Linked DNA regions of Homo sapiens: region 2 is linked to region 1. Evidence: read pairs that join two places in POLR2A ChIA-PET (ENCODE). Cell type or tissue: PC-9. All regions are shown on one strand. Each heading gives the region's core, and the rest is flanking DNA. Links, peaks and the distances in the headings are about the cores only.

Region 1 (15,279 bases), core at 4,145-12,144:
GCGCCCACCACCACGCCCGGCTAATTTTCTTTGTATTTTTTAGTAGAGACGAGCTTTCACCATGTTAGCCAGGATGGTCTCAATCTCCTGACCTCGTGATCTGCCTGCCTTGGCCTCCCAAAGTGCTGGGATTACAGGCGTAAACCACCCCGCCTGGCCAGTGGTGGTATTTTTAAAAAGATAATCATAAATTAGATTTACATTCAGTCACTAAGATTTAATTGGAAATGTTTGCGGGGTTTTTTTTTTTTCCAGGTAATAAAAGAGACACCCACTTTACCATCGAAGATCTGAAGTCCTTAGGTTATCATGTCTGTGACACCCTTCTGGACTTTTGTGATCCTGACCAAATGAAGGTAAAAATGGGGTTTCAAGAAATGTGATGAAGGCCAGGCATGGTGGCTCACACCTGTAATCCTAGCACTTTGGGAGGCTGAAGTGGGTGGATTGCCTGAGCTCAGGAGTTCAAGACCAGCCTGGGCAACATGGCAAAACCCTCTCTCTACTAAAAATACAAAAAATTAGCTGGTCGTGGTGGCATGTGCCTGTAATCCCAGCTCTCGGGAGGCTGAGGCAGGAGAATCACTTGAACCTAGGAGGCGGAGGTTGCACTGAGTCGAGATCACACCACTGCACTCCAGCCTGGGGGACAGAGCGAGACTCAAAAAAAAAAAAAAGAAATGTGATGATGATGCTGTGGTCAGTTTCACATGGGTCCAAAGTGAGCCCAGTGGAATTATAGGCAATCTTTATTTTCCTCTTACTAGTTTTCTGAAGTTTTTATAATAAAAGAAAATAAGAAAGCCCCCAGACTGCATACTGTCTACAAATGGTAAGACCTCATAATTCACCAAGAAGATGGAGACAGTCCTTTGGAACACCTCTCCCTCACTTCTGGACTTAACCTATGGCAACACCTATTCTTTTTTTTTTCTTTTGAGACAGGATCTGACTCTGTTACCCAGGCTGAAGTGCAATGGGGTGATCACGGCTCATTGCAGCCTCAACACCTTAGCCTCCCAAGTAGTTGAGACCACAAGTATGCACCACCACACACAGCTAATTTTTAAGCTTTTATAGAGACAGGGTTTTTCCGTTCCCAGGCTGGTCTCCAGCTCCTGGGCTCGTGATCCTCCTGCCTCAGCCTCTCAAAGTGCTGGGATTACAAGCATGAGCCACTGTGCCCAGCTACAACACTAATTATCTTTCCTTTTATTTTAGAAAATCAGGTGTCTTTTCTTTTTTTTTTTTTTTTTTTTTTTTTTTTTTTGAGACAGGGTCTCCATCTGTCGCCCAGGCTGGAGTGCAGTGGCGCGAACTTGGCTCACTGCAATCTCCACCTCCCAGGATCATGCAATTCTCCTGCCTCAGTCTACTGAGTAGCTGGGATTACAGGCGTGCACCACCACGTCCGGCTAATTTTTGTATTTTTTAGTACAGATGGGGTTTCACCATATTGGTCAGGCTGGTCTGGAACTCCTGACCTCAGGTAATCTGCCCGCCTCAGCCTCCCAAACTGCTGGGATTATAGGCGCGAGCCACTGTGCCCAGCCAGGTGTCTTTTCTCTTCTCCAAAGTTAGCCCTGCTCTGTGTACACTTGTTGACTTCCCCTATGGCCTTTCTGAGGTCTTGCCTCATTAATTATGTCTTCCCAAACAAACAAACAAACAAAAAACTAATAATAATCATCATCAGGCCGGGTGCAGTGGCTCACACCTCTAATCCCAGCACTTTGGGAGGCTAAGGCTGGCAAATCACAAGGTCAGGAGTTCGAGACCAGCCTGACCAACACGGTGAAACCCCCATCTCTACTAAAAATACAAAAATTTAGCCAGGCGTGGTGGCAAGCGCCTGTAATCCCAGCTGCTCGGGAGGCTGAGGCAGGAGAAACACTTGAACCTGGGAGGCAGAGGTTGCAGTGAGCAGAGATCATGCCACTACACTCCAGCCTGGGTGACAGAGCAAGACTCCGTCTCAAAAAAAATAAAATAATAAAATAAAATAAAATAAAATAAAATAAAATAAAATAAAATAAAATAGAGTATTGCATTGTTGAAGAAGTTGGCAGCCAGGCATGATGGCTCACGCCTGTAATCCCAGCACTTTGGGAGGCCAAGGCGGGCAGATCACGAGGTCAGGAGTTCGAGACCATCCTGGCCAACGTGGTGAAACCCCATCTCTACTAAAAATACAAAAATTAGCTGGGCGTGGTGGTGTGCGCCTGTAGTCCCAGCTACTCAGGAGGCTGAGGCAGGAGAATGGCTTGAACCCAGGGGGCGGAGGTTGCAGTGAGCCAAGATCACGCCACTGTACTCCAGCCTGGAGACAGAGCAAGACTCTGTCTCAAAAAAAAATAAAAAAGAAGAAGTTGGCTCTAGTCAGAGAAAAGTGGCTAGAGCAGTGCTCACTGATGTTCTGCCCTAAAAAAATTTCTATTTGTTCCTCCCGCTCATGTAATTTTCTGTTAACATGTCCTTACTAGCAGGGGTGCAGGTTATTCATCTTTGTGTTCCCAGCAATAAATAAAATGCCTTTCAGCATATACTTAGTAAATATTTGATGAATAAATAAAATGGGCCAGGCATGATGGCTCACGCCTGTAATCCCAGCACTTTGGGAAGCTGAGGCAGGTGGATCACCTGAGGTCGGGAGTTCAAAACCAGCCTGACCAATATGGTGAAACCCTGTTTCTACTAAAAATACAAAATTAGCTGAGTGTGGTGGGGCATGCCTGTAATCCCAGCTACTTGGGAGGCTGAGGCAGGAGAATCGCTTGAACCCAGGAGACAGAGGTTGCAGTGAGCCAAGATAGTGCCATTGTACTCCAGCCTGGGCAACAAGAGTCAAACTCCGTCTCAAAAATAATAATAATAAATAAATAAAATAAAATGAATTAACAAAATAGTTCTTTTTTTCACTTTCATAGTTCACTCAGTGTCTAGCAGAGCTTAAGGAGCTTTTACGACAGGAAATCCACAAGAAATTCCATGAACTTGGACAAGATGTAGATTTAGAAGGAAGTTGGAGTGACATCTCTTTGTCTGACATTGAATCCAGGTAACAAAGAAAAAACAGAGTTTTGTTTTTTTTTAAATACTTTGTTGTTAACCTGGGTGATATAGTGAGATGTTGTCTCTACAAAAAATACAAAAATTAGCTGGGCTTGGTGATCTATGCCTGTAGTCCCAGACACTGGGGAGGCTGAGGTGGGAGGATCACCTGAGCCCAGGAAGTTAAGGCTACAGTGAGCCAAGATCATGCCACTGCACTCCAGCATGGGCGACAGGCTCAGAAACAAAAAACAAAACAAAAGAGTGAATATTCTTTGCCAGCCTCTGTTTTAGCCATTAGAAAGGAGTAGGGAGTTGGGCAGGCAGTTTGTGTAGGGCCTTGTAGGGAACTGCAAAGCCTTTGCCTTTCACTCCAACGGAGATGGAAAGCCTTTGGAAGGTTTTGAGTAGAGAAATATCATGGTTTGACAGGTTTTAGTTTCTTTTTTTTTTTTTTTTTTTTTGAGATGGAGGCTCGCTCTGTCGCCCAGGCTGCAGTGGCGCGATCTCCACTCACCGCAAGCTCCGCCTTCCGGGTTCAGGCCATTCTCCGGGCTCAGCCTCCCGAGTAGCTGGGACTACAGGCGCCTGCAACAACGCCCGGCTAATTTTTTGTATTTTTAGTAGAGATGGGGTTTCACCGTGTTAGCCAGGATGGTCTCAATCTCCTGACCTCGTGATCCACCCGCCTGGGCCTCCCAAAGTGCTGGGATTACAGGCGTGAGCCGCCGCGTCCGGCCCCAGACAGGTTTTAGTTTCAACAGGAACACTGGCTGCTGTGTGAAAAGTAGATCATAAAGAGGGAAGTTCTAAGCAGGGAGACTCAATAGGAGGCTCTTGCAATAATATAGGTAAAAGATAATGGAGGCTTAGACCAATAATACAGGTAAAAGGTAATGGAGGCTTAGACCAGAGTAGCAGCAGTGGTTGTGGGGGGATGTGTGAATTGGTTGGATTCTAGATATATTTTGAAATTATAAACATTAGGATTTGCCTGTGGATTGGATATGGGCATGAGAAAAGAAGAGAATGACTCCACAATTGGTTGGATGGAGTTGCCTTTAGCTGAGATGGGAAAGATCAAAGGAGTGGAAAAAATTAGAGAGGTAGTGAAGATCAGGAGTCTAGTGTTAGGCTTGTTAAGTTTGTAATGTCCATTATATATTTAGTGGAGACCTCGAACAAGCAGTAGGCTATATGGGTCTGGAGTTCAGTGGAGAGGTCCAGTGGACCAATGAGAGAGTCATCATTGGATAGATGACTTTTTTTTCTTGAGACAGGGTGTTGCTCTCCACCCAGGCTGGAGTGCAGTGGTATGATCTCTGCTCACTGCATCCTCAACTTCCTGGGCTCAAGCAATCCTCCTGCCTCAGCTCCCCAAGTAGCTGGGACTACAGGTGTGCACCATCATGCCCGGTTAATTTTTGTGTTTTTTGTAGAGAACAGGTTTTGCCATGTTGCCCAGGCTGGTCTCTAACTACTGAGCTCAACGGATCTGCCCGCCTCAGCCTCCCAAAGTGCTGCGATTACAAGCGTGAGACACCATGCCCAGCCTGGTAGATAATATTTAAACCTTAACACTAGATGGGGACTGGATGAAGTGGCTCACACCTGTAATTCCCACTCTTTGGGAGGCCAAGGCAGGCGGATCACTTGAGGTCAGGAGTTCAAGACCTGCCTGGCCAACATTATGAAACCCCATCTCTATTAAAAATACAAAAATTAGCTGGGTGTGGTGGCACATGCCTGTAATCCCAGCTACTTGGGAGGCTGAGGCGGGAGGGAGGATCGCCTGAACCCGAGAGGTGGAGGTTACTGTGAGCTGGGATTGCGCCACTGCGTTTCAGCCTGGGTGACAGAGTGAGACTCTGGTCTCAAAAAAAAAAAAAAAAAAAAAAAAAACTTAGCAGGGGGTCGGGGTATGCACCTGTAGTCCTAGCTACTTAAGAAGCTGAGGCAGGAGGATTGCTGAGCTCAGAAATTCGAGGTTGCAGTGAGGTATGGCCGCGCTAGTGTACTACAATCTGCGCTATAGAGTGAGACCCTGTCTCAGAAAAAAAAAAAAAAAAAAAAAAAAAGACTGGTGGGATCTCAAGGAAGTAAGTGCAGATAGAGAAGAGGTCCAAGTCTGAGGTTTGAGCTGGATAATACAACTTTAATAGGGGAGGAGCCAGCAAAGGCGACTGAGACGAAGGGACTAGCAAGGCTGAAAAAAAGCAGAAGAGTGATTTTTTAAAAAACCTAAATCAGGCGCGGTGGCTCACACCTGTAATCCCAGGACTTTGGGAGGCCGAGGCTGGCAGATCACCTGATGTCAGGAGTTCAAGACCAGCCTAACCAACATGGAGAAACCTCATCTCTACTAAAAATACAAAATCAGTTGTGTGTGATGGCACATGCCTGTAATCCCAGCTACTCGGGAGGCTGCAGCAGGATAATCACTGGAACCCGGAGACGGAGGTTGCAGTGAGCCGAGATCGCACCATTGCACTCCAGCCTGGGCAACAAGAGCGAAACTCCATCTCAAAAAATGAATGAATAAATAAATAAATAACCTAAATCAGATAATATCATGTATCTGTTGAAAGCACTTCAGTATCTCCCCGACTCAGTTTTAAAAAAAGCCAAAGACCCTACAATGGCCTATAAGGCTATAAGCCTCCTGATACCTCTATGGCCTCCACCCTAACCCTTTTTTTTTTTTTTTTTTTGAGACGGAGTCTCGCTCTGTCACCCAGGCTGGAGTGCAGTGGCACGATCTCAGCTCACTGCAACCTCCGCTTCCCAGGTTCAAGCAATTCTCCTGCCTCAGCCCCTCAAGTAGCTGGGACTACAGGTGCACGCCACCACGCCTGGCTAATTTTTTGTATTTTAGTAGAGACAGGGTTTCACTGTGTTGCCTAGGATAGGCTGGTCTCGAACTCCTGACCTCAGGCAATCTGCCCACCTCGGCCTCCCAAAGTGCTGGGATTACAGGCGTGAGCCACCGCGCCCAGCCAAATGCTGCCTTTTTCAACATGACCTACACACATTACTCTAATGCTACAACTTACTCCCCTCCTTCACCCTCCTGCCACTCCTTATCCCCCTTAGGTGCTCTACTTTTTTCCATAGCATTTATTGCCTCTGTCATTCTGTATCATTTAAGTCTTTACTATATCTGTTTTATTTATTTATTTATTTTTGAGACAGACTTTCACTCTTCTTGCCCAGGCTGGAGTGCAATGGCGTGATCTCCACTCACTGCAACCTCTGTCTCCCAGGTTTAAGCTATTCTCCTGCCTCAGCCTCTCGATTAGCTGGGATTACAGGTGCCCACCACCACGGCTGGCTAATTTTTAGTAGAGATGCGGTTTCACCATGTTGGCCAGGCTGGTCACGAACTCCTGACCTCAGGTGATCCACCCATCTCGGCCTCCTCAAGTGCTGGGATTACAGGCATGAACCACTGCGCCTGGCCAATTTTTTTTTTTTTTTTTTTTTTGAGATGGAGTCTCTCTCTGTCACCCAGGCTGGAGTCCAATGGCGTGATCTCAGCTCACTGCAACCTCCGCTTCCCGGGTTCAAGCAATTCTCCTGCCTCAGTCTCCCGAGTAGCTGGGATTATTACAGGCGCCCACCACCATGCCTGCTAATTTTTTTTTTTCTTTTTGAGACAGAATTTCGCTCTTGTTGCCCAGGCTGGAGTGCAACGGCACGATCTCGGCTCACTGCAGTCTCCACCTCCCGGGCTCAAGCGATTCTCCTGCCTCAGTCTCCCAAATAGCTGGGATTACAGGCATGTGCCACCACGCCTGGCTAATTTTGTACTTTTAGTAGAGATGGGGTTTACTCATATTGGTCAGGCTGGTCTCGAACTCCCGACCTCAGGTGATCCGCCCACCTCGGCCTCCCAAAGTCCTGGGATTACAGGCATGAGCCACTGCGCCCGGCCATCTAATTTTTGTATTTTTAGTAGAGATGGGGTTTCACCATGTTGCCCAGGCTGGTCTTGAACTCCTGACCTCAAGTGATCCACCCACCTTGGCCTCCCAAGGTGCTGGGATGACAAGCATGAGCCACCATGCCCAGCCAATATCTGTTGTTTATTGTCTGTTTCCCTCTACTAGGAGATAGGTTCTGCAAAGTCAGAGATCTTTTCGTTTGCTCTGTATCTCATGCACTTAGAATGGTACTGTTCTGTACCTAGCACAGAGGAAGAGCTCAACAAATATTTTTTGAATTAATTTAGCATTCAGGATCTCATCTGTACCTTCATAGTCTCCCCAGCTATTTAGGAAGCCCCCAAAAGGTTATGTCTCCCAGGTATGCAAGAATACCTTCTACTCTAACTTACTGGCTAAAGTGCCTCGTGGATGACCCAGCTGCTTTCAGGCTTCTGAGCTGGCGTGGAAGTCTTCTGACAGAGGCTGCACTGTAGTCTGTGGTGGACAGTGGAAAAGGGATGGCTCTTCCACCCACTCTATGGCACATTGACATCTGGGCCCAAAAGCAATTCTGAGTCTCACAAATATTTCTTTGGGGACCTTAAACTAGGCCATCAGACCAGGTAGTGTGCCCCATTCACCATGTCATCCCTTCCACTCTCTCAGAATCCTATGCCTAACTCACCAAGACCTCTGCACCAACCCCTCTCCAAATACACCCTCAAAAACAAAATGCCGGCTGGATGCAGTGGCTCACGCCTGTAGTCTTAGCACTTTGGGAGGCCAAGATGGGCGGATCACTTTAGCCCAGGAGTTCAAGACAAGCCTGGGCAACATGGAGAAACCCTATCTCTACAAGAAATGCAAAAAGTAGCCAGTCATGGTGACTCATGCCTGTTGTCCCAGCTACTTGGGAGGCTAAGGTGAGAGGATCATTTGAATCCAGGAGGTCAAGGCTGCAGTGAGTCAAGATTGCACTACTGCACTCCAACCTGAGCGACACAGCGAGACCCTGTCTCAAAAAAAAAAAGTGTGCTCTGCATATCAACTCATAGAAATAGTGCCCAAGATGTGGCTAGGCATGATGGCTCATGTCTGTAATAACGGGTATGATGGCTCATGTCTGTAATCCCAGCACTTTGGGAGACTGAGATGGGAGGATTGTTTGAGGCCAGGAGTTGGAGACCAGCTTGGTCAACATAGTGAGATCCCATTTCTATTTTTTAAAAAATTTAAAAAGAAATAAATAGGGCCCAAGGGGAACCAATTCAGAAACAGGCAGACTCTACAGTCTAGTGGCTCAGCAGGGACACTCTGATGCATATGGTTAAGAATTATTGAACCCAATTTGCCAGCCTCTGCCTCAAGAAACTGGCTGTCACAGTCTCCAGTGGGGTTCCACCTATTCATTGTCACGATTGCAAAGGAAAGCAGACTGTGAGTGTACAAGCCCAGTTTGAGTTTGCTCTGTGTGTGTACACACAAAGGTTTTGACACTTTCTGGGACATACTGCTTTTAGTGCTTTTGTCCCATTTGCTAACATTTTCTACCAACAGGACTTCCAGCATCCTAAAAGGCTACTCCTTGACTAGAAAAACACCTTGTGAGAACAGGGAATTGGGAATTAGGTCAGAGAAGATGGGGTTTTCTTCCTGCTGTCTTTCTGTGGGACTACTACTCATTGTGCACTGAGAGGTGGGAGGGGAGCAGAAACAGAATGAAGGCCTGGGCAGCTGAATGGTTTGAAATCCTGACTTCTCCCATGTGATTCGAGCTCTGTGCCAATAAGTGTTTTTTGTTTGTTTGTTTGTTTGTTTGTTTTTGAGATGGAGTCTCACTCTGTCACCCAAGCTGGAGTGTAGTGGTGCGATCTCGGCTCACTGCATCACTGCAATCTCCACCTCCCGGGTTCAAGCAATTCTCATGCCTCAGCCTCCCGAGTAGCTGGAATTACAGGCACCCGCTACCACACCCAGCTAATTTTTTTTTTGTATTTTTAGTAGAGATGGAGTTTCACAATGTTGGCCAGGCTTGTCTCGAATTCCTGACCTCAAGTGATCTGCCCATCTCGGCCTCCCAAAGTGCTGGGATTACAGGCATGAGCCACCGCGCCTGGCCTTGTGCCAGTAAACTGTGTGTATAGACCCCTGTCATAGAGAACAGCTCTTGGTTCTAGCCAACTAAACCCCAGGAAAGGGGAAAATATAATGTGACACTTAAGCAAAAGACATGAAGAAAGAAAGGTTTGATTATTTAAGTTTTCATTCATCCTAGCCCTTGCAGAAAGGGGGAGGACACAGTTTGTGAGGGAAGACTTTAGATTAGTCTAGATGAGCATCCAAACCTTTTTTTTTTTTTAGAAAGAGTGTCGCTCTGTCGCCCAGGCTAGAGTCAGTGGCGCAATCACAGCTCACTATAGCCTCAACCTCCTGAGCTCAAATGATCCTCCCAGCTCAACCTCCCCAGTAGCTGGGACTATAGGCGTACACCACCACACCTGGCTAATTTTTGTATTTTTTTGTAGAGACAGGGTTTTGCCATGTTGCCCAGGCTGGTCTCAAACTCCTGGGCTCAAGAGATCTTTAAGCCTCAGCCTCCCAAAGTGCTGGGATTACAGGTGTGAACCACTGTGCCCAGCCACCCTTTTTTTTTTTTTAATAGAGACAGGGTATCACTGTGTTGCCCAGTCTGGTCTTTAATTCCTGGCCTCAAGTGATCCCTCCTGCCTTGGCCTCCCAAAGTGTGGGGATTATAGTCATGAGCCACCATGCCTGGCCTCATTCAAAACTTTTGAAGGAAAATTGGGGTGATAAAAGTAATCTTGGTCTCTGACCTGAAGGTTCTTTTTGTTATTTATTTATTTTTTTAGATAGTTTCTTGCCCTGTTGCTCAGACTGGAGTGCAGTGGCACAATCTCGGCTCACTGCAGCCTCAACCCCCTGGGCACTAGTGGTCCTCCTATCTCAGCCTCCCAAGTGTCTGGGACCACAGGAGGCACCACCATTACTAGCTAATTTTAAAAAAAACATTTTTTGTAGATACAGCGACGTACTGTATCGCCCAGGCTCAGATTCTTTATTAAATGCATATGTTTATATATTGAATACATTTCTTCAGAGTACCTGTTAGGATCCTGGATTTCTGAATTGGTACCAGCCAAAGAGGAATAAATGAGAAAGATCCCTTGTTTTCAAACAAATGACAGTCCTCTGCTGTTCTCTAGGCCTGCACATTGAGAATCCTGTAGCCTCTCACAACCTCCACCAAGGGCAATTCTGCCCATCTGGCCAGTATTTGCTTTGCCATATGGACTGCAAACTCTTTGGTGCCAGAGGCTCTGCCTCGTTCATCTGTGTTCCCTGTGCCTAGCACACTGCTTGGCATGCAGTAGGTGTTCGGAGTGAATGAATGAATGTGCTTGTCAAGAATTCTTTTTTGGGTACCGGGTACAGTGGCTCACGCCTGTTATCCCAGCACTTTGGGAGGCCGAGGCGGGAGGATCATGAAGTCAGGAGATCGAGACCATCTTGGCTAACACGGTGAAACCCCATCTCTACTAAAAATACAAAAAATTAGCTGGGCATGGTGGCGGGCACCTGTAGTTCCAGCTACTCGAGACGTTGACATAGGGAGACTCTGTCTCAAAAAAAAATTTTTCTTTTTTTTTTTTATTGAGACAGCTTCACTCTTGTTGCTTAGGCTGGAGTGCAATGGCGCAATCTCGGTTCACTGCAACCTCTGCCTCCCAGGTTCAAGCAATTCTCCTGCCTTAGCCTCCTGAGTAGCTGGGACTACAGGCGTGCGCCACCACACCCAGATAATTTTTTTGTATTAATAGAGACGGGGTTTCACCATGTTAGTCCGGGTGGTCTCAAACTCCTGACCACCTCCTGACCAAGGTGATCCACCCACCTTGGCCTCCCAAAATGCTGAGATTACAGGCGTGTGCCACCGCACCCAGCTGTCAAGAATTCTTAGTGATTGCTTGGGCGCAATTTCTCATACCTGTAATCTAAGTACTTTAAGAGGCTGAGGCAAGAGGATCGCTTGAACACAAAAGTTCAAGACTAGCCCAGGCAACATAGTGGGATCCTGTGACTACAAGAATTTTAAAAATTAGCCAGGCATGGCGGCATGAGCCTGTAGTCTCAGTTGCTCAGAAGGCTGAGGTGGGAGGATCTCTTGAGCCGGGGAGGTCAAGGCTGCAGTGATCTATGATCACAGTACTGCACTCCAGCCTGGGTGACAGAGTGAGACCCTGTCCCAAAAATATAAAAAAGGAAGAAAATAATAATTTTTAGTAATTGAAGCATAGACAATGAGAGAAATAGTAGACTAGAAGATATCCTAATCCTAATCCCATACAGCTGGTCTGGTAAATGTTATGCTTCCTAGACATATCAATGACAGTTATTTCCTCTTCTTTTTTTCTTTTGGAAACAGCACCAGTGGCTCTGACAGTTCTCTCTCAGATGGTCTTCCTGTTCACCTAGCAAACATAGCAGATGAGGTAAGCTGAACTCTTATACCCAGGAAATAGCAGCCTTAAAAAAAAGTCATGACACTACCAGACAATTTGTTGGAATTTTCCAACAGTCCTAAGACCTGCAGAAAATATACAGTAATGTCCTAACTAGTCACCTTGCCCTAAAGTCTCTTGTTTTGTCCTTTATAACTTTCTTGCTTAATTTTTAAGGCCATCTTAAGGTAACACCCAAACTGAATCTTTTAACCACACATTTAATGATCATTAATATCTGGGCCTGATATTATTGCCATAAGTAATCTGATTTCATATTGTAAATCACAGATATTTGGTTATTAGTATAAGTGCCCCTTTGTGTTTTTTTGTTTGTTTGTTTGTCTTTTGAGATGGAGTCTTGCTCTGTCTCCTAGGCTGGAGTGCAGTGGCGCAAACTTCCGCCTTCTGGGTTCAAGCAATTCTCCTGCCTCAGCCTCCTGAGTAGCTGGGATTACAGGCACATGCCACCACGCCCGGCTAATTTTTGTATTTTTAGTAGAGATGGGGTTGGCCATCCTGGTCTCAAACTCCTGACCTCGTGATCTGCCCGCCTTGGCCTCCCAAAGTGCTGGGAATATAGGCGTGAGCTGCTGCACTGGGCCTTTTTTTTTTTTTTTTTTGAGATGGAGTCTCACTCTGTCGCCTAGGCTGGAGTTCAGGGGCGTGATCTCAGCTTACTGCAACCTCCACCTCCCAGGTTCAAGCAATTCTCCTGCCTCAGCCTCCTGAGTAACTGGGATTACAGGCACCTGCCACCTCACCCGGCTAATTTTAGTATTTTTAGTAGAGGTGGGGTTTTACCATGTTGGCCAGGCTGGTCTCAAACTCCTGACCTGAAGTGATCCACCCGCTTCAGCCTCCCCAAGTGTTGGGATTACAGGCATGAGCCACCATGCCCAACCATAAGTACCCCTTTGGCAGTTTATCTGTAACAGTGTGATTTGGGGGTATTAAGTAGGAAGCATCCTCCAGTAAGGAGGGAACTGAACTGTTTGTTTATTCTCCAAACCAACACCACAAATCTGCATACCGAGTTAGCCTTTGTGTCTTGAGTGTTGCATGAAGAGTGCCACATGTGGGTGGGCCTAGTTCTGGAATCTTCAATGACCAGTTTCTCTACTTTCTGGAATAGCTGACTCAGAAAAAGAAGATGTTTAAGAAGAAAAAAAAGAAGTCACTTCAGACTAGGAAACAGCGAAATGAGCAGTATCAGAAAAAAAATTTGATGCAGAAGTTAAAGTTAACAGAAGATACCTCAGTAAGAAAGACTTGCTGGCTATTTCTACTGTCTAGTTTCAGACCATTCCATAGAGGGATAAGGAAAGGGGGTTAAAGTTTACTCTAAACCAAAAAGGGGATGGAGATTGGGGCAGAGGGAGACTTTCTGTTTTGCGATCAGAACCCTTCCAGGGGCCCTCCGGACATCTCCGAGCAGGTTTTGGCCTTGGCCCACTGAACCTCTCCTACACTCTGGCATAAGAAATCTGGGTTTTAGCCAAGTCTGAATTTCCAGAGAAAATACATGATACTGGAATGGTAGTGGCTAGAGCTAGTCAGGAGTAGATGGATGGCTGGGGGCCAGGCCTGGTCCAGGCTAAGACAGCTGGATAGCTCATCAATCTTTGTCCAAGCTGCCACACTCCCACCATACCCTCTGCTTTCTAAAGACAAACGTGCTTTCAGAAGTACAAGTTTTGCTGTTGGGTAAATTGGATCAATTTTGAATAGATCAATTGAAAAAGATTCTCTTTTCACTCAATCCTAGGAAAAGGCAGGATTTGCTTCTACTCTGCAAAAGCAGCCAACCTTTTTCAAAAACTCAGAGAATTCCAGTTTTTTACCAATGAAAAATGAAAACCCAAGGTTAAATGAGGTAGTATTTTTGTTTTTGACTCTTTGTCACACAGATTCTCTAACCTCTCGAATTAGCACCTCTCTCCCACAATGTGACAAATGTAATAGCCATTTACGTTACCCTAACCTGACAGTGCCACTGGGAGCAAGAAAACATTAAAACTGGGGGAGACATTGACACTGCTTTGGATTAGACATGACTGAAGTCTGGAATCAAATATTGGTGATTTGTGATTTTACACCAAGAACATAAGAACAGGCTGCCTTACTTACCATCCATTCATCCCTCTACTCACCCATCTACTCAATCAGCAAATGTTATTTTAAAATAAATCAATGAATTTTATTGGGCACCTACTACATGCCAGTCCCTTTACTGGATGCTGTGAATGCAACCTTGAACAAAATACTATCCCTGCCTCGGGGACTTCAGAATCTGGTGGAGATTTCAGCAAGTAAGTAGGAAATTGTATCACAGAGTAGGATGCAGTGGCAACACAGAGGAGAGACACTCAGCCAATGTTTAGTACTTTATAGTTTTATGGCTATAAAATCTTTGATTTTTTTTCTTTTTTTTTTTTTTGAGATGGAGTCTTACTCTGTTACCCAGGCTGGAGTGCAGAGGCAATCTCAGCTCACTGCAACTTCCACCTCTTGGGTTCAAGTGATTCTCGGGTCTCAGCCTCTGGAGTAGCTGGGATTACAGGTGCCCACCACCATGCTCGGCTAATTTTTGTATTTTTAGTAGAGACAGGGTTTCGACATGTTGCCCAGGCTGGTCTCAAACTGCTAAACTCAAGTAATCCACCCACTTTGGCCTCCCAAAGTGCTGGGATTACAGGCATGAGCTACCATGCCCAGTCAAAATCATTGATTTTTTTGTGTAAAAAAATAGGCTGTCCGGCCATGGTGGCTCACACCTGAAAGCCCAACACTTTGTGTGTTTTCTTTTTTGTTTCTTTTTTTGAGACAGAGTCTCATTCTGTCACGCAGGCTTGAGTTCAGTGGCGCGATCTCAGCTCACTACAACCTCCACTTCCCGGGTTCAAGTGATTCTCCCGCCTCAGCCTCCCGAGTAGCTGGGATTACAGGCACATGCCACCTTGCCTGGCTAATTTTTTATTTTTAGTACAGACGGGGTTTCACCATGTTGGCCAGGCTGGTTTTGAACTTCTGATCTCAGGTGATCCGCCTGCCTCAGCCTCCCAAAGTGCTGGGATTACAGGTGTGAGCCACTACGCCTGGCCAAACCCAACACTTTGGAAAGCCGAGGCAGGAGGATCACTGGAGCCCAGGAGTTCAAGACCAGCCTGCACAACATAGTGAAACCTCATCTCTACAAAAAATAAACAAAAATTAGCTGGGCATAGTGGTGCACATAGTCCCACCTATCTGAGACACTGAGGTGGGCAGATCACATGAGACCAGAGTTGGAGGCTGCAGTGAGCCATGATCATACCACTGTACTCCAGCCTGGGTGGCCAGGCACGGTGGCTCACATCTGTAATCCCAGCACTTTGGAAGGCTGAGAGAGGAGGACTGCTTGAGTCCAGAAGTTTGAGACTAGCTCTGGCAACATAGCAAGACCCCATCTCTACAAAAATTTTTTTTAAAAATTAGCTAGGCATGGCTGGGCACGGTGGCTCATACCGGTAATCTCAGCACTTTGGGAGGACAAGATGGGTGGATCACATGAGACCAGGAGTTCAAGACCAGCCTGGCCAACATGGTGAAACCCCACCTCTACTAAAAATGCAAAATTAGCTGGGCATGGTGGTGTATGCCTGTAGTGGCAGCTACTCAGGAAGCTGAGTCACAGTAATTGCTTGAACCTAGGAGGCAGAGGTTGCAGTGAGCTGAGATTGCGCCCAGCTTGGGTGACAGAGCAAGACTCTGTCTTAGAAAAAAAAAAAAGAAGAAAAAAA
Region 2 (15,279 bases), core at 6,739-14,738, 120 kb before region 1:
TTCTAAGCACTATAACAAGTCTCCTGGTATAAAAGTAACTGTTTAACTGTATTCTAGTGATGATGAAAGAACATGTGGTTGGCCAACTTCTCTGCCTTGTTTATGTAAATTAAGCTATTTTATGGACTTTTCTGAATTTGATGCCCAATGTATATGTTTAAGATTTGCCAACAAAAATTAAGAAATATCCTTAACCAATGACTAGATGGCCTAGCAATCCTGGTTGTCTCTTTCTAGAATGTTTGATGGGAAATTGCCAATATGTACAATTGCAGGTGAGTTCCTTTGAACATTTCATGTCTACACATTCTTGTAAAGCATGGGATTGCTGAATTTTTTTCTTTGTAAATGTTAACTGCATTTTAAAGAACCACAATAATTTAAACTTGATTATGTGAAGACATACCCCAAAGAGATTGTTCTCTATTTCTATACCATCCTGAACTTGCTTGATTTTGTCTGATCTACGAAGCTAAATAGGGTTGGGCATGGTTAGTACTTGGCTGAGAGAATACCTGGTTCTAAAGGCTTTTAAAGAAAGTAATAAAATAAATTTTTAAAGAGAGAGATTTTTCTCTACTTCTCTCTGGACAGTATAATTCCTAACGTGATTTTTTCTAGAGTATCTTTTTTTTTTTTTCCTGAAACGGAGTCTCACTCTGTTGCCCAGGCTGGAGTGCAGTGGCATGATCTTGGCTCACTGCAGCCTCCACCTCCTGGGTTCAAGCAATTCTCCTGTCTCAGCCTCCCGAGTAGCTGGGATTACAGGCACGTGCCACCGCGCCCAGCTAATTTTTGTATTTTTAGTAGTGACTGGGTTTCACTATGTTGGCGAGGCTGGTCTCGAACTCCTGACCTCAGGTGATCCACCCGTCTCCCCAGAGTGCTGGGATTACAGGCATGAGCCACCGTGCCTGGCCTCTAGAGTGTCTTTTTAAGAATTTGTCTCTGCTAGGTTTTCTTCATAGTAATTCAAATGTACTATTGTTTTCATATAAATCCTTTACTGGAATCTAGTCATTGAACCAATAAATACCAAAAATTGGAAAATTGCTGAGATGTAAAGTATGTGTATGTGTGTTACTGGACTCCTGTTTGTGTAAGGAAAGGGGGAATGGATGAAGAAGGAAGGCAACAGGGGTAGGTTTTAATATCAGAATTATGTCAGGAAATAAAACATTTGTTCAAACACTGTCTTTTCATCCTCTGTGACGAATAACTTGGGAATGAGTATCTCCTTAAGTAACATTTATTTTCTAATCAGAAAGCACCTTTTATGCCTTTAAGGATTATATTCAACTGCTACATCCCTGGTGTCAAGTCAATGTTGGTTCCTGTCGATTTATGCTGGGAAGGTGTTACCTAGTTACAGGAGAAGGACAGAAGGTAAACTACATTTGAATGGCAAATAAACTTTATAAACTTTAACGCAAGGAAGTTGCTTAGCTTCCATTTGACTAGGTTTTAGGGGATGGGAGACATAGAATCCTCTACATAAAGTTAAAGAAGACTGTACTAATGCCAGTCAAAGGCATTATATACATGTAAGGACTACTTTCTTGTATTCTGCAATTTAGATAGGACTCAGGAACATAAGAAAATATTAGAACTCTCCTGCCCCTGTGTGTTTTTAGAGATTCCTTTTATTATTATTATTATTATTATTATTATTATTATTATTTTGTAAAATCAGGGTCTCACTATGTTGCACAGGCTGGACTCAAGCGATCCTCCCACCTTGGCCTCCCCCAGTGCTGGGATTACAGGCATAAGCCACCGCGTTTGGCCAGGATACATTTTTATAAATCAAACTTATTTACTTATTTTATTATTTCTTTTAGACAGGGTCTTGCTCTGTCACCCAGACTGGAGTGCAGTGGTGTAATCAACAGCTCACTGCTGCCTCAACCTCCTGGGCTCAAGTGATTCTCCTACCTCAGCCTCTCAAGTAGCTGAGGTACTTGGAGGCTACAGGCGTGAGCCACCATTCCTGGCTAATTTTTTAATTTTTTGTAGAGATGGGGTTTTCCCATGTTGCCCAGGCTGGTCACGAACTCCTGGGCTCAAGTGATCTGCCCACCTCAGCCTCCCAAAGTGTTGGGACTACAGGCATGAGCCACTGCACACAGCCCAAATTTACTTATTAATTACATTTTTTTTATTGTTTTATGCTGCTTTTTTCTCGTTATGTAGTTTAAAGTTTTAATTTTTTCCCTGATGTTCTATTACATAAATTTTCAAACAGACAGGAAAGTTTAAAGACTTTTTACAGTGAACAGTATATACCTATCACTCAAATTCTACAATTGTTAACATATTGCTACAGTTGCCTTATTATGTATGTATGTGTCAATCATCTTATTAAGGTTTACTTTCTTTTTTTTTTGGAGACAGTCTTGCTCTGTCACCCAGGCTGGAAGGCTAGACTGCAGTGGCATGATCTTAGCTCACTGCAACCTCCGCCCACCAGGTTCAGGCGATTCTGCTGCCTCAGCCTCCTGAGTAGCTGGGATTACAGGTGCACGCCACCACGCCCGGCTAATTTTTGTGTTTTTAGTAGATATGGAGTTTCACCGTGTTGGTCAGGCTGGTCTCAAACTCCTCACCTCGTGATCCACCCGCCTCAGCCTCCCGAAGTGCTGGGATTACAGGCGTGAGCCACCCCACCCGGCCAATGTTTACTTTTTAATTGGTAGCACTTAAGTGTGAGATACATTTTTAAAAATATGAATGCATCACATAGAATTCATATGTGTCAGAAACTATACATAGAGTAGACCATGTTAAGTAATCTTGTTTCTTTTTTGGCTTTCCCTTACATGTGAACCCCTGATTCATAGCACCTAGAATTTGAATGATCTGTTACAAGTCATTTTATATTTTATTTCTCCAGGCTCTGGAATGTTTTTGTCAGGCAGCATCTGAAGTAGGCAAAGAGGAATTCTTGGATCGCTTGATTCGCTCAGAGGATGGGGAGATCGTGTCTACCCCCAGGCTGCAGTATTATGACAAGGTACATCATGTCTTGGTTTGGCCTTATACCACCCTGTGTAAAAACACATCTGAAATACATTGCTTTGCTATTTTTGGAGAAAAATACTATAAAAATTCAGTTGCTCCCTGAACTTCCAAATTTAAAAAAAATGAATTTGCCTAGAGAAATTAAAGAAACATGGCCGGGCACGGTGGCTCATGACTGTAATCCCAGCACTTTGGGAGGCCAAAGCAGGCAGATCACCTGAGGTCAGGAGTTTGAGACCAGCCTGGCCAACATGCCAAAACCCTGCCTCTACTAAAAATACAAAAATTAGCCTGGCGTGGTGGCGGGTGCCTGTAATCCCACCTACTTGGGAGGCTGAGGCAGGAGAATCACTTGAACTTTGAGGTGGAGGTTGTAGTGAGCCAAGATCGTGCCACTGCACTCTAGCCTGGGTGACAGAGCGAGACTCCGTCTCCAAAAAAAAACAAAAAGAAATTAAAGAAACATATTTTAAGTTAAAATTTTTTCCCAGGATCTATAATTAGGGTTAAATGGTGAAATGTAATAAATACTTTTAACTGAAATGAAATTTTCGTCATGGTATTTTATTAGCCCAGTTGCCATTAGAATTTTATTATTTAATTTGCACTTTACTAGTCTTGCTGATATTTCTGGGAATTGACTAGTAATGCTGTATTTAGCCTTAGTTTATAATTTGGACTTGAGGGTCCTCTTGACCTGTTTCCTGCCCCTCTTTCCTCTGGTCACTCCATTGTAACAATGGTGACCTTCTTACTGTCTCATTCAAGTCAAGCGCATGCTCTATTCTCTTAGGGCCTTTCTGCCTGCTGTTCTGTCAGCCTGAAATGCCCTTCCTCACACCCTCATTCCATTCAGGTCTCTGCTTATCTGTCACCTCCTCAGATAGTGCCCTCTGCCTGGCCTGTGCAGAAAAGCTTTTTTATTCATCCTGTTGTGCACACTTCCAGATTGTATAACATTTCACCATACTTGATTTTATATTTTAGACTAGAATTTATCTGGATTTCCCACCAGAAAGTAAATGCCACAGAAGCAGTCTTCACTGTTTTGTTAATTGCTTATTAGATAAATGAATTTACACTGAAGTAGATTTGTAGCTCTTAATAACCCTTGGCCGGACGCGATGGCTCACACCTGTAATCCCAGCACTTTGGGAGGCTGAGGTGGGCGGATCACGAGGTCAGTAGTTCGAGACCAGCCTGACCAACATGGTGAAACCCATCTCTACTAAAAGTACAAAAATTAGCCGGGCGTGGTGGTGTGCGCCTGTAATCCCAGCTACTTAGGAGCCTGAGACAGGAGAATCACTTGAACCCAGGAGGCGGCGGAGGTTGCAGTGAGCTGAGATCGTGCCACTGCACTCCAGCCTGGATGACAAAACAAGACTCCACCTCAAAAAAAAAAAAGAAAAAAACCCTCTACTTTCCTACTAATGACAATTCTTTTGAATTCCAGTACAGCCTGGGTGACAGAATGAGACCCTGTCTCAAAATTAAAAAAAAGTATTATGTGCTTTATATAATCGTATATACTATACTTTTTTTTTTTTCCTTTTTTTTTTGAGACGGAGTCTGTTGCCCAGTGCAGTAGTGCGATCTGGGCTCACTGCAACCTCCGTCTACCAGGTTGAAGCGATTCTCCTGCCTCTGTGTCCCAGGTAGCTGGGATTACAGGTGTGCACCACCACACCCCACTAATTTTTGTATTTTTGGTAGGGACAGGGTTTCACCATGTTGGCCAGGCTGGTCTCGAACTCCTGGCCTCTAGTGATCCACCTGCCTCGGCCTCCCAAAGTGCTGGGATTATAGGCATGAGCCACAGTGCCTGGCCATGCTGTACTTTTTATATGACTGGCAGCACAGTAGGTTTGTTTACACCAGCATCACCACAAACACGTGAGCGATACATGCGGTGGCTATGATGTCACTAGAAGATAAGAATTTTCCAGGTCCATTATAGTGGGTGCAGTGGCTCACGCCTGTAATCCCAACACTTTGAGAGGCTAAGGCAGGAGGATCACTGGAGCCTAGGAGTTTGAGATTAGCCCAGACAACATAGGAAGACCCCATCTCTACAAAAAATTAAAAAATTACCTGGGCATGGTGGTGCATGCCTGTGGTCCCAGCTGCTCAGGTGGCTGAGATGGGATGTTCACTTGAGCCCAGGAGGTCAAGGCTACACTGAGCTATGATCATGCCACTGCACTCCAGCCTGGGCAACAGAGCAGGACCCTGTCTCAAAAAATTAATAAAAATAATTTTAAAACTTTTTATTTTATCTTCATCCTTTATAAATGCGTATTTTGGATGTATCATACATATGTATTAGAGAATTGCACGTATATGAGATAGGGAAATGTGCATGGTTAGGGTAGCGGGCAGACGTTGACAGGGTGGACAATCAAAAATGTTTGTCAGGCCGGGCACAGTGGCTCACGCCTGTAACCTTAGCACTTTGGGAAGCTGAGGCAGGCAGATCACCTGAGGTCAGGGGATCAAAACCACTCTGACCACCATGGTGAAACCCCATCTCTACTAAAAACACAAAAATTAGCTGAACGTGGTGGGGCATGCCTGTAATCCCAGCTACACAGGAGGCTGAGGCAGGAGAATCACTTGAACCCAGGAGGTAGGGGTTGCAGTGAGCCGAGATCACACCATTGTGCTCCAGTCTGATTGACAGAGACCCTGTCTCAAAAAAAAAAAGGATTATGTCAGTCATTTAGTAAATTATCTTTAGGGTTTTTATAAAACTATGGTGTTTATTTACTATTCTTTACATTCATCTGTGACTTGAACAGTTAGTAGTGAAATCGTATTTATTCTTTCATTCAACAAGCTTGCTTTTTTTTTTTTTTTTTAATAATAGAGATGGGGTCTCGCCGTGTTGGTCAGAATGACAGGTGTGAGCCACCAGACCCAGCCTCAACAAGTATTTACGGAGAGACTACTGTATACTAGGCACTGAGGATAGAGACAGGGTCGTGCTATACCACCCAGGCTGAAATGCAGTGGCAGGATTAAAGTTCACTGCAACCTTGAACTCCTGGGTTCAAGCAGTCTTTCCACCTCAGCCTCCCAAGTCGCTACAACTACAGGCGCATGCCACCACACGCAGCTAATTTTTAAAAAAATTTTTTTGTAGAGATGGGGGTCTTGCCATATTGCCCAGGCTGGCCTTGAGCAATCCTGCTGCTTCAGCCTCCCAGAGTACTGGGATTGGAGGTGTGAGCCACCATGCCGGCCTACTTAACCTTTCTCAATAATTTTAAACCATAATTGAGTTTGAAGTACATTACAATATTAATTTTAATGGAAATTTCTTCTATTTCTCGTTAGGTTTTACGACTACTAGATGTCATTGGTTTGCCTGAACTGGTTATTCAGTTGGCTACATCAGCCATAACTGAAGCAGGTGATGACTGGAAAAGTCAGGTAAGAATTGGCTGCAATTTGGTTGTTTTCTTTAAGGTTTGTTGTGGGTGTGGTATGTTCATTTCTATTGCTCTTTTTGATATTTGATCTACATTTGATATTTAGGCTACTCTAAGGACATGTATTTTCAAACATCATTTGGATTTGGGTCACAATAGCCAAGCATATGAAGCCTTAACCCAAATTCCTGATTCCAGCAGGTAATTTCATGGCCTTTTTTAGAGAAGACAATTTACCAACTCTGTTTAACCTACTAAGATAGTTTGCCCTCATATTCCTTTCTTTCCTTCTAGGCAATTAGATTGTTTACGGCAGTTGGTGGTAGTTCTTTGTGAACGCTCACAGCTACAGGATCTTGTAGAGTTTCCCTATGTGAATCTGCATAATGAGGTAATTTTACTTATCCAGTGATGGCTTTCAACAAGTATGGTGGTTGCCATGATTGCTACTGACTTAGTTATCTGATTGCTTCCCCTTCCCTAGGTTGTGGGAATAATTGAGTCACGTGCTAGAGCTGTGGACCTTATGACTCACAATTACTATGAACTTCTGTATGCCTTTCACATCTATCGCCACAATTACCGCAAGGGTGAGCAATGTAACCAGACAGTATCTTGCAGACAGCCTTATTAGTTTAATCATGTTTTACCAAAATATTGTGTGTTGGACTTAGGTAATTTTTAATATGTGTTTAAGTACAAGATTAGCTTAAACCTTGTGAAGATTACCTTGAAGATAGGCCCTTGCTTCCATTCTAGAACTTTCTCAAGGCGTTGCCACTAAAATGGCATTCTGTGTGCATCTTCTGTACAATTATAAAGGAAATTAGCACTGGGCGCAGTGGCTTACACCTGTAATCCTAGCACTTTGGGAGGCCAAGGCAGGTGGATCACCTGAGGTCAGGAGTTCGAGACCAGCCTGGCCAACATGGCGAAACCCCTTCTCTACTAAAAATACAAAAATTAGCCATATGTGGTGGTGGGCACCTGTAATCCCAGCTACTCAGGAGGCTGAGGCAGGAGAATTGCTTGAACAGGGTGGGGCGGGGGGCGGAGGTTACAGTGAGCCAAGATCACGCCACTTCACTCCATCCTGGGCGAAAAGCAAAACTCCGTCTCATAAATAAATAAAGGAAATTAGCTTTTTCACTAGAGACAGCATGAATTTTTGAGACTGGGTTTGAGTTCCTGTGCTATTTCACCATTAGCCTTCTCCCTTTCCACATTTCAGTTCTTAGAGCAAAATTCTGACTGCTTAAATGTGCTTAGGTTATGAGTATAATAGATGATATTCCGCATTAGCTGTGGTTAGATTGTCCCACATCCCCTCAATTAAATGCAAAGTCCTTAAAGAGGGGACTAAAATTTACATTTAGGGTTGGGCGCGGTGGCCCACGCCTGTAATCCCAGTACTTGAGGAGGCTGAGGCAGGTGGATCGCTTAATGTCAGGAGTTCGAGACCAGCCTGGCCGACATGGTGAAATCCCCTCTCTACTGAAAATACAAAAAATAGCCGGGCATGGTGGCGGATGCCTGTAATCTCAGCTACTCTTGAACCCAGAAGGTGGAGGTTGCAGTGAGCCAAAATCATGTCACTGCACTCCAGCCTAGGTGACAGAGCGAGACCCTGTCTCAAAAAAAATTACATTTAGAAGTTATCAAATGATATCCTGGTGAATTCTTTTTTCTTCATTCAACTTTTTAATGTAAAATTTGTCAAGTCTACAGAAAAGTTAAAACATTAACGCAGTGAATATCACCCTATATACCTTTCATCCAAATTCCCCAACTGTTAATATTTTACATCATTTTCTTATCTCCTCTTCCCTCCTTTCCTTTCTTCCCCCTTCCTTCCTCTCTCTCTCAATATCTATTTATTTATTTACTTACTTGTTTGTTTTTGCTGGTCCTTCTGGGAGGAAGTTAAAGACATCATGATTTTTTTAATGTCATCAGTTATTTAATTAGGTTCTTCTTAAGACATTTAGAACAGCAATTTGTAAGGATAAATTCCATTTGTCAGGGCAAACACAGATCACAGGTAGCCCTGGAGCTAAGGAATAGCTTTGATTTTTGGTAAAATTTGTGAGTCCACAGCTTTCTGATTGATCCTACTGTGCTCTGTAATCTCGTATTTCTCTTTTTCTGTGTGGAAGATCTCACCTTCCTGGTGTCTGGGCTTCCGCAGCTGCTCCTTTTTTTTTTTTTTTTTTTTTAGATGAAGTCTCACTCCGTTGCCCAGGGTAGAGTGCAGTGGCACCGTGTCTGCTCACTGCAACCTCCACCTCCCAGGTTCAAATTATTCTCCTGCCCCAGCCTCCCGAGTAGCTGGGATTACAGGTGCCTACCACCACGCCCGGTTAATTTTTTTATATTTTTAGTAGAGACGGGGTTTCACCATGTTGGTCAGGCTGGTCTTGAACTCCTGACCTCAGGTGATCCACCCACCTCCATTTCCCAAAGTGCTGGAATTACAGCCGTGAGCCACTGCGCCTGGCCAATAATGTTTTTTATAGCGCATCCCTCACATACTGCCCTCACCCTGGATCTAGAATACACACTGCATTTAGTTGTGCGATGTCTTTAGGCTCCTTTAATCTGGAGCCTCACTTTGCCTTTGATGACATTGATATTTTTGAAGCATGTAGGTCAGTCATTTTTGTAGAATGTATCTTAATTTGGACTTACATTATCAATGAATTATTTATCAGAACAGCTAAAATGAACGGAATGTGAGCGGAATGTGAGATTGTTTTAAGATTATATTTTACAATATAATCACTGTGGAATGTCTAACATTTTTGTACCATTTTTACTTAGAATTTTCTTTGGTTTCTTGCTGATTTTCATTGGAAAAAAGTAGATGGGGTTTATTCATAGGCAGGTTCTTAACATTCCTAATAGTAAAACATATTTGCATATTCTTTATTTTCTTGAATCATATAGGAAGGGAAATAAAAATTATTAAAGATCTCTCAGTATCTGCTTTCACAATAACATTATATCAACCTGCTTAGTACCAGTTTAGCAAGATTAATGTTCAGGTTTTTCTAGAGCAAGGCTGTTCTTCTGAAAGCGCCTTACATATTGCAGGTATTCAAAAATATTTGTTGAAATGAAAAATAGCTTTATTTGAAAACTAAAAGAATTTTTAATGATATTTTAATTTCTGGAGTCCCATGCTGTTCCAGAACAATGGACTTTTCAGAATCTTATTGAATATGTGCAACTAAAGTATTATAAAAATGAGAATCTATGTTCTTTTTTTTTTGAGACAGTCTCACTCTATCGATCAGCCTGGAGTGCAGTGTCTCGATCTCGGCTCACAGCAACCTCCACTTCCAGGTTCAAGCAATTCTCCTGCCTCAGCCTCTCAAGTAGCTGGGATTACAGGCACCTACCACCATGCCCAGCTAGTTTTTGTTTTGTTTTGTTTTTGTTTGTTTGTTTGTTTTCGAGACAGAGTCCCGCTCTGTCGTCTAGGCTGGAGTTCAGTGGCATAATCTCGGCTCACTGCAACCTCCGCCTTCCCAGGTTCAAGCGATTCTCCTGCCTCAGACTCCTGAGTAGCTGGGACTGCAGGCATGCACCACCACGCTCGACAATTTTTTTTGCATTTTTAGTAGAGAGAGGGTTTCACCATGTGTTGGTCAGGCTGGTCTTGAACTCCTGACCTCAAAATGATCCACCCGCCTCAGCTTCCCAAAGTGCTGGGATTACAGGCATGAGTCACCACACCCAGCCCCTAATTTTTGTATTTTTAGTAGAGACGACGTTTCACCACGTTGGTCAGGCTGGTCTTGAATTTCTGGACTTGGGTGATCTGCCCACCTCTGCCTCCCAAAGTGCTGGGATTACAGGCGTGAGCCACTGTGCCCAACTGTTTTTGTTTTTGAGACGGAGTCTCGCTCTGTCGCCCAGGCTGGAGTGCAGTGGCGCAATCTCGGCTCACTGCAAACTCCACCTCCCGGGTTCACGCCATTCTCCTGCCTCAGCCTCCTGAGGCTGCCACCATGCCTGGCTATTTTTTTGTATTTTTAGTAGAGACGGGGTTTCACCCTGTTGGCCAGGATGGTCTCGATCTCCTGACCTCATGATCCGCCCGTCTTGGCCTCCCAGAGTGCTGGAATCACAGGCATGAGCCACCGCGCCCGCTATCTTGACCATTTTTAAGTGTACAGTTTGGGAGTGTTAAGTGCATTCACAATATTGTGTAACCAATCTCCAGAACACTTTTCATCTTGCAAAACTGAAGCTATATACCCATTAAACAACTACTTGTTCCTCCCAACCCCGATTCCCTGGCAACCACCATTTTACCACCCATCTCTATGAATTTGGCTGCTTGAATCATATAGTATGTGTCTTTTTGTGACTGTCTTATTTCACCTAGCATAATGTCTTCAAGGTTCATCCTTGTAGTGGCGTCAGAATTTTCTTCTTTAAAAATGTCTTTAAAAATTAGCCAGGTGTGGTGGTGGGCGCCTGTAATCCTGGCTACTTGTGGGGCTGAGGCAGGAGAATCGCTTGAACCCAGGAAGCAGAGATTGCAATGAGCTGAGACCGCACCATTGCATGCCACCTTTGGCAACAAGAACAAAACTCCGTCTCAAAAAAAAAAAAAAAAAAAAAAAAAAAAAAAAAAACAGATATCTTACAGATAATTAAATGATTTTCTGTTGTATTTATATGTCAAATTTTGTTCATCCATCAATGGACACTTGGATTGCTTTCACCTTTGGCTATTGTGGATAATGCTGCTATGAACATGGGTGTAGAAATATCTCTTTGAGACCCCTCTTTTCATTCTTTGGGGTATATACCCAAAAGTGGAATTACTGAATGACATGATAATTTCACTTTTAATTTTTTGAGGAACTGCCATACTGTTTTCCATAGCAGCTGCACCATTTGACATTCCCAGCAACAGTACAAAAGGGTTCCAGTTTTTCCACATCCTCACCAACATGTGATTTTGGGGAGGGGGGGCAGGGGTTACATCAAACCCAATTTTGTTTTAAATTTTAACATTTGATTAGGGATAGCATTCTCCCTGCGTATCTCTAGAGAAACAAATTTTGGAAGGCTGGGTGTGGTGGCTCACACCTGTAATCCCAGCACTTTGGGAGGCTGAGGTGGGCGGATCACGAGGCCACAAATTCGAGACCAACATGGTGAAACTCTCTACTAAACTCTCTACCAAAAATACAAAAATTAGCCGGGCGTGGTGGTCGTGTGCCTATAATCCCAGCTACTCAGGAGGCTGAGGCAGGAGAATCGCTTGAACCAGGGAGGCGGAGGTTGCAGTGAGCTGAGATCAAGCCATTGCACTCCAGCCTGGGCGACAGAGCAAGACTCTGTCTCCAAAAAAAAGAAAAAAAAATTTGGAAGTTCTAAAGTCTAATTTATTATCTCCTCATAGCTGGCACAGTGATGTTTGAGTATGGAATGCGGCTTGGCAGAGAAGTTCGAACTCTCCGGGGACTTGAGAAACAAGGCAACTGTTATCTGGCTGCTCTCAATTGTTTACGACTTATTCGTCCAGAATATGCGTGGATTGTGCAGCCAGTGTCTGGTGCAGTGGTATGAAAACATTTCATCCTGGAATTTGGGGGTTCATCCTGGAACAAGTAAATCTACTTGTTTTGGTCCTTTCAAAACTATTGTGTCATTTTGCTTCTTTTGATTTACAATTTCTACTGAGATATTTGTGAAAAAAATCTATGTTTACAATTCAATTGTTGTATATTACTACCCCTTTAGTTTTCAAGTTCAGAATTATTGTAGGAAGAAATATTGCAGAGTGGTTTTGGAGTTAGACCTGACCCAATTCAGACAAGTTACTTAATCTTTTGTCATTCTCTGGCATAAAATACGGATAATATCTACTTTATAGGATTGTTTGGGTATTAATGAGATAATTCAAGTCGATTGCTTAGAACAGTAACAGTGCCTGGCCCACAAACTGTGCTCAGTAAATGGTAGCTGCTTTTATTTCTATTGTGTTTGTTAATGCAGTCTACAGTTACTGTTTTAAAGGACACACACTTTGAGTTTTTCCTATCATACTGATGGGTCAGATACATGCAGCTGTTTCTGTTATATATAACTCTGGAGCCGAGAAAAATTAGTTGATTTACATGGAGATCAAATCCCTGTCCTTGGACTCAGTAATATGTTATGGTTAAGTTAACAACTTGGCAAAGAACTTCTTTCTTTGTCTCATAGTTACAGTACCTCTGTAAGAAGAGCTCTGCTGGTCGAAACAAAAATAATTTCCATTGAGAAAATTTAAGCATAAAAGCTATGAATCACCGTTAATGATATCAGAATAAAATACTGATTTTCACAGTTAAATTGCTTGTTTTGTTTTATCAGTATGATCGCCCTGGAGCATCCCCTAAGAGGAATCATGATGGAGAATGCACAGCTGCCCCCAGTGAGTCAGGAGTCTCACACTGGTTCTTTGCTAGACAGTAGTAATGTTGTTATTGTTAGTTGTATTATGATAGAAATATGTAGTTAAATAAGCTACATATAATAGTAATATATAAATGTTATAGTAGTAACAGTTGCCCTTGTAAAACACAAGTTTTAACTGCAGGCACCTATTATACACAGATTTTTGTTTTCAATAAGTATATTGGATTCTTTTTCTGGAGATTGTCACAATTTGAAAAAACTCCCAGTTGAACCACATAGCCTAGAAATATTGAAAAAGTTAAGGAAGCCGGGTGTGGTGGCTCACACCTGTAATCCCAGCACCTTGGGAGGCCGAGGCAGGTGGATCACCTGAGGTCAGGTGTTCAAGACCAGCCTGGTCAGTGTGGCGAAACCCCATCTCTACTAAAAATACAAAAATTAGCTGGGCAGTAGTGGCCCTCACCTGTAATCCCAGCTACTCAGGAGGCTGAGGCAGGAGAATTGCTTGAATCCAGGAAGCAGAGGTTGCCGTGAGCACACATCGTGCCACTGCACTCCAGCCTGGGCAACAGAGTAAGACTCCGCCTCAAAAAAAATAATGTTTAGTGGGACCCATACGAAGTGTCACTAGTGACGCTGGAAGTGCTCCCAAAGAGCAGAAAAAAGTCATAACATGACAAGAAAGAGTTGAACTGCTTGATGTCTACTGTAGATTGAGGCCGGCAGCTGAGGTTGCCTGCCATTTCAAGAAAAATGAATCCAGTGTAAGGAACATTGTAAAAAAAAAGAAGAGAAAATTTGTGAAGCTGTTGCTTCAGCTTCGCCAGTAGGTACAAAAACCTTGTGCTTTTTGCAAAATATATTTTTATCTCATATTGAAAATCCAGCTTTTATGTGGGTACAGTATTGCTATAAAAAAAGGCATATCTATAGACTCTAACATGATTTGCAAAACAAAGGTTATTATACAACAACTTAAAGCAAAAGGAAGGTAAAAGATCTAAAGCTGGAGAATTTAATGCCAGCAAAGGATGGTTTGACAATTTAAGAAAGAGATATGGCTTTTAAAATGTCAAGATACAGGAGAAGCAGCTTCTGCTGACCAAGGAGCAGCAGAAGAGTTCCCAGACACCATTAAGGAAAATCACTGAGGGGAAAGGACACTTGCCTAAACCTGTTTGTTTTTGTTTTTGAAACAGGGTCTCACTGTGTTGCCTAGGCTGCAATGCAGTGGCACAATCATGGCTCACTGCAGCCTCAAACTCCTGGACTCAAGCAATCCTCCTACCTCGGACTCCCACAGTGCTGGGACTACAGGGATGAGCCACTGTGCCTGCCTTCCCTATGATTTTCTTAATAACATTTTCTTTTAAGAGTACAGTATAGGCCAGGTGCGGTGGCTCATGCCTGTAATCCCTGTACTTTGGGAGGCTGAGGCGGGTGGATCACCTCAGGTCAGGAGTTCAAGACCAGCCTGGCCAACATGATGAAACCCCGTCTCTAGTAAAACTACAAAAAATCAGCTGGGTGTGGTGGCGGGTGGCTGTAATCCCAGCTACTCAGGTGGCTGAGGCAGGAGAATTGCTTGAACTCGGGAGGCTGAGGTTGCAGTGGGCTGAGATCGCGCCACTGCACTCCAGCCTGGGCAACAAGAGCAAGACTCCGTCTCAAAACAACCACAACCAAGAGTACAGTATATAGGCCAGGCACAGTGACTCACGCCTGTAATCCCAGCACATTGGGAGGCCAAGGCAGACAGATCACCTGAGGTTGGGAGTTTTGAGACCAGCCTGACCAACATGGAGAAACCCTGTCTCTACTAAAAATAAAAAATTAGCTGGGCGTGGTGGCGCATTCCTGTAATCCTAGCTACTTGGGAGGCTGAGGCAGAAACATCACTTGTACCCAGGAGGGAGAGGTTGCAGTGAGCCGAGATCGCGCCATTGCACTCCAGTCTGGGCAATAAGGGCGAAACTCTGTCTCAAAAAAAAAAAAAAAAAAGTACAGTATATAAAATACAAAATATGTGTGAATTGACTGTTTAGGTTGTCAGTAAGGCTTCTGGTCAGTAGTAGGCTATTAGTAGCTAAGTTTTTGGGTAATGAAATGTTATATGCAGAGTTTCAACTGCTCAGGAGCCAGCATCCCTAAACCCTGCATTGTTCAAGGGTCAACTATACATGCAATTTAGACAGTAGTTATATTGTAACATATACAGTTACATTGTTATATACTATACATAGTAGTAACGTTATATACTATATATTATATATAATAATTACATTGCTGTAAAAATATTGTAAAGTTCCTTCTTTTTAGTTTATTTTCAGCATTCTAATCTGCTAAAGGTTGTCTGGTAGCACTTCGAAAATGTTGTACAACAGTAAGAGAAATGAAAATG

What was found. Peaks named below come from ENCODE experiments on the same cell type or tissue, not always from the same donor. Only the 100,000 strongest peaks of a DNase experiment are listed, where the experiment ranks them.
Region 2: POLR2A ChIA-PET joins it to region 1 with 20 read pairs; 3 of 35 experiments call an interaction of 5 or more read pairs at or near these places.

Annotation. Positions count from the first base shown.
Region 1 is chr11:47,665,050-47,680,328 of GRCh38, reverse strand. AGBL2 (AGBL carboxypeptidase 2) reads left to right here. Exons shown (of 19, transcript NM_024783.4): 13 at 256-356; 14 at 2,928-3,058; 15 at 11,422-11,488; 16 at 12,633-12,758; 17 at 13,266-13,373. Among named protein-coding and RNA genes, the nearest start is that of MTCH2, 30 kb to the right of the region's middle. RefSeq lists a silencer at 1-192. In PC-9, for the core only: no CTCF peak of the experiment used is centred there; a DNase peak (open chromatin) is centred at 7,858; H3K27ac peaks cover 373 bases.
Region 2 is chr11:47,789,545-47,804,823 of GRCh38, reverse strand. It overlaps NUP160 (nucleoporin 160), which reads left to right. Exons shown (of 36, transcript NM_015231.3): 21 at 206-275; 22 at 1,288-1,386; 23 at 2,894-3,013; 24 at 6,361-6,456; 25 at 6,562-6,656; 26 at 6,750-6,846; 27 at 6,940-7,045; 28 at 11,878-12,038; 29 at 12,834-12,894. It also overlaps the pseudogene RNA5SP340. Among named protein-coding and RNA genes, the nearest start is that of FNBP4, 30 kb to the right of the region's middle. In PC-9, for the core only: no CTCF peak of the experiment used is centred there; no DNase peak of the experiment used is centred there.